Regions from separate parts of the Homo sapiens genome. Here region 1 is linked to region 2. The links are chromatin loops, found by intact Hi-C in ENCODE. Cell type or tissue: sigmoid colon. All regions are shown on one strand. Links, peaks and the distances in the headings refer to the core of each region. The heading gives the core; the rest is flanking DNA.

Region 1 (2,812 bases), core at 259-2,758, 100 kb before region 2:
GATTACATTTCAACGTAAGATTCAGAGGGGACAGACATCCAAACTGTAGCACTCCCCATGCCAACTCGTTCAGAACATGCTGCCAGCTCTACCTCCCAAATATGTCTGGAGTCTACCTATTTATTTCCTTTTCTACCACAGCCACTCCAGCTTTTGCTTCAATCTCCAGCCCCAACTCCTACCACTCTCCCTCTGCTCACCATCTTTCAGCCTCCTGGGACTTCTTTATGTTCTTCCAACTGCCAAGTTTATTTCTATCTTCTGAATCTTCTCTTTTCTTTGTCTAGAATGCTTAGTTCTTGGCACAGCCAATTTCCTTCTTGTCTCAGGCCTTGGTTCAAATGACACTTACCATGTAAGCTATCACCCCACTCAAGTCACTTTCTACCCCACAACCACTACTACCCTCTTTTGGTTTCTTTCTGTTACAATTACTTATCAGAAATAAGATATGTTGGTTTGTTTAACATCTTCTCCTCCCTCTAGATAAAAGCAGGTATTTCCTGCCTTGATTACTGTGGCACTTGCCACAGCAATCAAGAAAAGTACCTGGAAAAGTACCCAGCACCTAATAGTAACTGAATATATATGTGTAGAATGAATAAGTGTATGCTTTGGGAAAATTGCTTTGATGGCAATTTAGGAAACAGACTAGGAGAGAAGAATTCTATGCTTTCAAATGTTCTCTCTGACTAGAGTTGCAGTATAGATTGGCCTCTTGGAACACCAGACCTTGTAGGATGTTTGATGAGGTGAAGAATCCAGGATGAGCATAGCTGAGAAGTGACTTAGGAGATTTTTTTCACTGATACCAACAGGTGGGCTTCTTTTCCTGTGCTGATGCCAGAGTAGTTAAAATGTGGCCAAAATAGAGTTCTGTATTTGGATTGCTGACACTACAAGTGTGTGAAAGTGGAATTAGATACTTTTCCTGTGGTGGCTCCTGACCCTCAAATCATGGACAATCACAGAGGGGACAGTCATGTTCTGAGAGCACCATCTGGCAAGGAAGGAGTGAGGGGAATTAGCCAGTGTTGGGGTGGCTTTGCTTCCCTAGTCAGAGGTCCTTTTGGCTGGCCTAGTGGTGGATAATGTGGGGACAATTCTTTTCTTTCCATCTCTTCATTATTGCACAAAAGAGCACACAGATCTTCACAGAAAAGAGGTTAGCCAGGCTCCGTAACTCGAGGATTCTTCTTTCTCTCTTTATCCCAGAGCCCGAGTTCTCTTCCATGCTTTTCAAAGCATGGAAATAGAAAGGATGCTTAGAAAAGTAGATAAAAAGAAAACAGAATAGAAATCTCCTGCACCTGCCAACTTCTTCCCCTGAGTTCTATGTTATGCAGAATTTTTATTCAGTGAAAATATTTTTTTTTTCAGGACAAATAAACATCCACTCCAGTGGCAATTATCCCCTCTCCTTTTTTAGACTTTACGGAGTGATTTGAATTCTTAGGGTTTTCTTTCATTGTGCAGACTGAGAAATTGTAAACCTCACAATCGAGAGAGCTGCATGATCCGAACGAGTAGGCAAACCAGGCTCGGGGAGCTGGCACGGTCCCCACGGATCCACGTGGAAGCTGAGCCTTGCCAGTCTGCATGGACATTCCCCTCTCTAAAAGCCATAAGACATTCTGCTTGGAAGCACTACATAGTAGAAAAATGTGGATATAGAAGTCAGGAAACCTGGAATGTGGTTCTCACTAGCTAGGTGAACTTGGGCAATCTATTTAGGTTTTCTGAGCCAAGCTTTTTCTATCATAAAATGGGGGTAATAATACATCCCTCCCCTAAGTACAATGTTGTTTTGAGAATTAAGTGTACTTGTGAAAGTGCTTAGGAAACTGTGAAGACCTCTGGATATCTTAGTCACTATTTTTTAGTTTGTCAAATCAAACTCTTAATCTAGAATGGATAAATCTATTCACAGTGAATGTTCACTCATTAGACAGACTGATGGATAATGACTTGGGATTCTGGATTCAGACCAGGAGACAGAAATAAACCCACTCTTGATGATGTTTTAGAGCCTCTCTAATTTAATATGACTTAATCTGCACATTTATAGTATAGAACTTGAGTATTAGATAGGGCTAAAAATGTAGCTGTTGGGATTTAGTGAGAAAAGCTGGTTTTATCCACTCAACATTTACTCAATACGTTTTCTGGGTGCAGGTAGTGTTTATATCAGCACTTGGCACTTGTTAAGTACTCAGTAAATTCCTACTACTACTACTACTATTATTATTATTGCTATTTTCCATGCCTTGGGCTGGGCTTTGGGGTTGTAAATATGCAAACCATGGTCTCTCTCCTCTAGGAGCTCTGAGTCTAGTCAAGGAGGTAGATTTGTAAGCTGACAACAGAAAAATGAAACAAGTGGGGACAGTCAGAAACTGTCTTGAGTTAGCCTGTTTGAGTTTTACTCTGCTATTTATTAGCTAGGTGACTTAACCTTTCAAGCTTCATTTCCCTCATGTGTAAAATGGAAGAATAATTACATTGATTCTAAGGAATTACTTGATGAGTGAAATTAGATAATAATTCAGTCATTTATTTATCAAATACTCATTGAATGTTGTTGTTGGCAGACACAGATAATACATTTCCCAGAGATGTCCATGTCGTAATCCTCAGAATTTGTGGTGATGTTAGGTTACACGACAAAGGGGAATTAAGGTTGTTGATGGAATTAAGGCTGCTAATCAGCTGGCCTTAAAGTAGGGAGATTATCCTGGATTATCTGAGTGGGCCCAATGTCATCACAAAAGTCTTTAAAAGTGAAAGAGGGAAGCAGGAGAAGTCAGAGGTA
Region 2 (2,812 bases), core at 153-2,652:
TGGCATTGCTCACCCTGACTCCAAAAAACAGCTTTGGCTTCAGTCTGCCACTCTGTCCTGGCCTCTTTGAATGCTATTTGTCCATTGTTATTCTGGAACTGAAACCCCAAATTATAGTCACACTATACTATGACTTGCAGTCCCATTTCATAGGTTGCATGATGAACTAATGGAAAGGCTGGAAAACATCATGGAGAAAGTCAGCAACACAGCCATGTCTTGGATGCTGGGTGTGTACTATGTGTATCATAGCAACAAGCAAAAGGGCAGAGATGACACTTTTAAGGTTTGTCACCCAAAAGGTTTTAAAGAGCAACTCACAACGGAATTGAAGTGAACTACAAGGTGTTTGAAGTCAACTGCCTTTGGCAATAGTTTTAATTACATATTGTTTCCCCTTTTTGCTAACATTATTCCTGGTCTTTTTAATCTATGGATGGGGGTTTCTGGGATAGCCAGCCTTTGACTTTATCTTCTCTTATTTGATATTTAATGCTTTATTTTAAAAAATGGTGTTTGCCCAATTCATTGAAGCTGGACAAGGGGGAGGACATATCTTAGATCAAATGTCTTTGGCTTCAAGACAGTGGAGGCACCCAGGTCCATCAGGAGCTGCTCTGGTTCTTGCAGACACGTGGTCTTTGTCGCAGAGTTCCCAGCTGAGATCACTGAGTGAGATTTCCAAGGAGGAACAGCTCCAATAGAGCAAAGGTCTTTTGGCCGCTTACTCTGGTTTCTCCAGCTAACACTCTTGCTGATTATCAGATGAAATGGATTGTCTTGTTGATTGGAGGTGGGGAATAAACTGTGAAAAACCTGCTATGCAAAGGAGGTTATGGCATTTAACATACTCCTTTCGGATAGGGCCTGAGATGTCCCTTTGCCTCTTCCCTAATGCTGGCAAGCATCATGAGGTCAATATAATTTGTCTTTCTCTGTATTTTTGCAGTGTTCCAGGAAGTCATGGCAATTGAGAAGGCGTAGGAGGAAGTAAGTACGGTGCTTAAGCATCCAAAACCTGGATCCACTTCTTGCTGGCCGTGTGACCCTGGGGTTTCTTATAGCCTATGTGGCTCAAATCCCTACACGGGGATTTTTAATAGTACCTATCTCCTGTAGGTAGGCTTTCCCCTAAAATTTGCAGTGAGTGGGGCAAGAGTCCAAATGGAGTACTATTACCAATAGTACTCTCTTACCCAAGCCCTATCTCTTATACTTTGAAGGGCCTAGCACATAGCTTCAAGCATGCACAGACGCACACACACACACACCCCTTTGCCTTCTGTAAGCAGCATCTCCTTAGAAATCCTGTGGCCCAGGATATACACACCAGCAGAGCAATGTATCTTGTGTGAACGATCTGTTTGGCCCTGGAAATAGATTTAAGAATGTTCAAGCTCTGAAGTCCACGATATTTGAGGGTCACAATTCCTTGGCTTATTGAATCCTTGGCTTTGTAGGCTCCTCAACCCATGAGAAGGAAGACAGAGCAGGCACAGAGTAGATCTATTAAAGTGTGAGGGCCAGAGCAAGGACTCCGATTTACCCAGCACTACTCATCATGTCATAATCAGTATCGAGATACTAATGCTTAGAATAATGCCTGGTCTACAGGAAGCATTCAGGAAGCATTAGCTGGTAGCAATATTATTATTTATCTCTTGAGTATCACAGAAACTGTTGGTGGTGGAGGAATGGAGCTCATGATTGATGTAGACCTTTACATCACAGAGAAGCAGATAGAAGAGGGATTAGAGAAAGGCCGATTGAAAAGATAATTTTCATCTCATCCATGGCCACAAATGTGAGTGTGCAAACCCACTTGAGAGCCCTGGGTCCATGACAAAAAAAAAAAAAAGAAATGATATGAGAATATAGGACAGAACATCTCATTGGAGTGCAAATAGCATGGCTCTGGCAAAAAGAAACTCAGAGTGGTAACTGGGTCGTTTCCTAACCTGAGTCTTAAGGGCAGGTCCTGGCTCTGTGGCTATATTAGTTTGTTTTCACATAGCTACAGAGAAATACCTGAGACTTGGTAATTTATAAAGAAAAGAGATTAATTGGGTCACGGTTCTGCAGGCTGTACAGGAAGCATAGCAACTTCTGCTTCTGGGGAGGCCTCAGGAAGCTTCCAATCACAACAGAAGGTGAAGGGGGAGCAAACAGTCTCATATGGCGGGAGCAGGAGCAAGAGAGAGTGAGTCGGGGAGGTGCTGCACACTTTTAAACAATCAGATCTTGCTATCATGAGAACACCACCAAGGGGACGGCGCTAAACTGTTCATGAGAAATCCACACCCATGATCCAATCACCTCCCACCAGGCTCCACCTCCAACATGAGGGATTACAATTTGACGTGAGATTTGGTGGGACACAGATCCAAACCGTATCAGTGGTAAACAGCTCTACAACTTTGAGTGAATCAGTTCACTTCTTTGAGCTTCAGTCTCTTCACCTACAAACTGGGGATGAGGATGCCTATTGTACCTACCTCACTGGGCAGTTGGGAGGATCAGCTGAGATGATGGAGTCTCATGGCACCCTCTGAACATGCTGAATTGTTCAGCATGAGGCTGCTGTTGTCTGCATCATTCTTGAAGGCCTTGGTCCTGATGCACTCATGATCCAGAGGAAGCAATAAGGAGAGCCTCTGGGATGTGAATCATCTGGTGGAAGAGGCTGGGGATGCTAGGTCTCTGTTGTGCCCTAGGGTGAGACTGCACATAGGTACAGTTCATGACAGTGGAGGATCAGAGGAGACTCTACAAGCTTGAAAGCTTCTTCCTGCCAGCAGAGCACCTCTCCAGG

The links. A loop is a pair of places that touch in the nucleus more often than their neighbours do. Peaks named below come from ENCODE experiments on the same cell type or tissue, not always from the same donor. Only the 100,000 strongest peaks of a DNase experiment are listed, where the experiment ranks them.
Region 1: a loop joins it to region 2, with 3 times the contacts of the local background. A loop is called at or near these places in 4 of 110 quality-filtered maps.

What each region holds. Positions count from the first base shown.
Region 1 is chr9:99,564,150-99,566,961 of GRCh38, reverse strand. No RefSeq gene overlaps it. Among named protein-coding and RNA genes, the nearest start is that of NAMA, 190 kb to the right of the region's middle. In sigmoid colon, for the core only: no CTCF peak of the experiment used is centred there; a DNase peak (open chromatin) is centred at 1,546.
Region 2 is chr9:99,461,210-99,464,021 of GRCh38, reverse strand. No RefSeq gene overlaps it. Among named protein-coding and RNA genes, the nearest start is that of NAMA, 87 kb to the right of the region's middle. In sigmoid colon, for the core only: no CTCF peak of the experiment used is centred there; no DNase peak of the experiment used is centred there.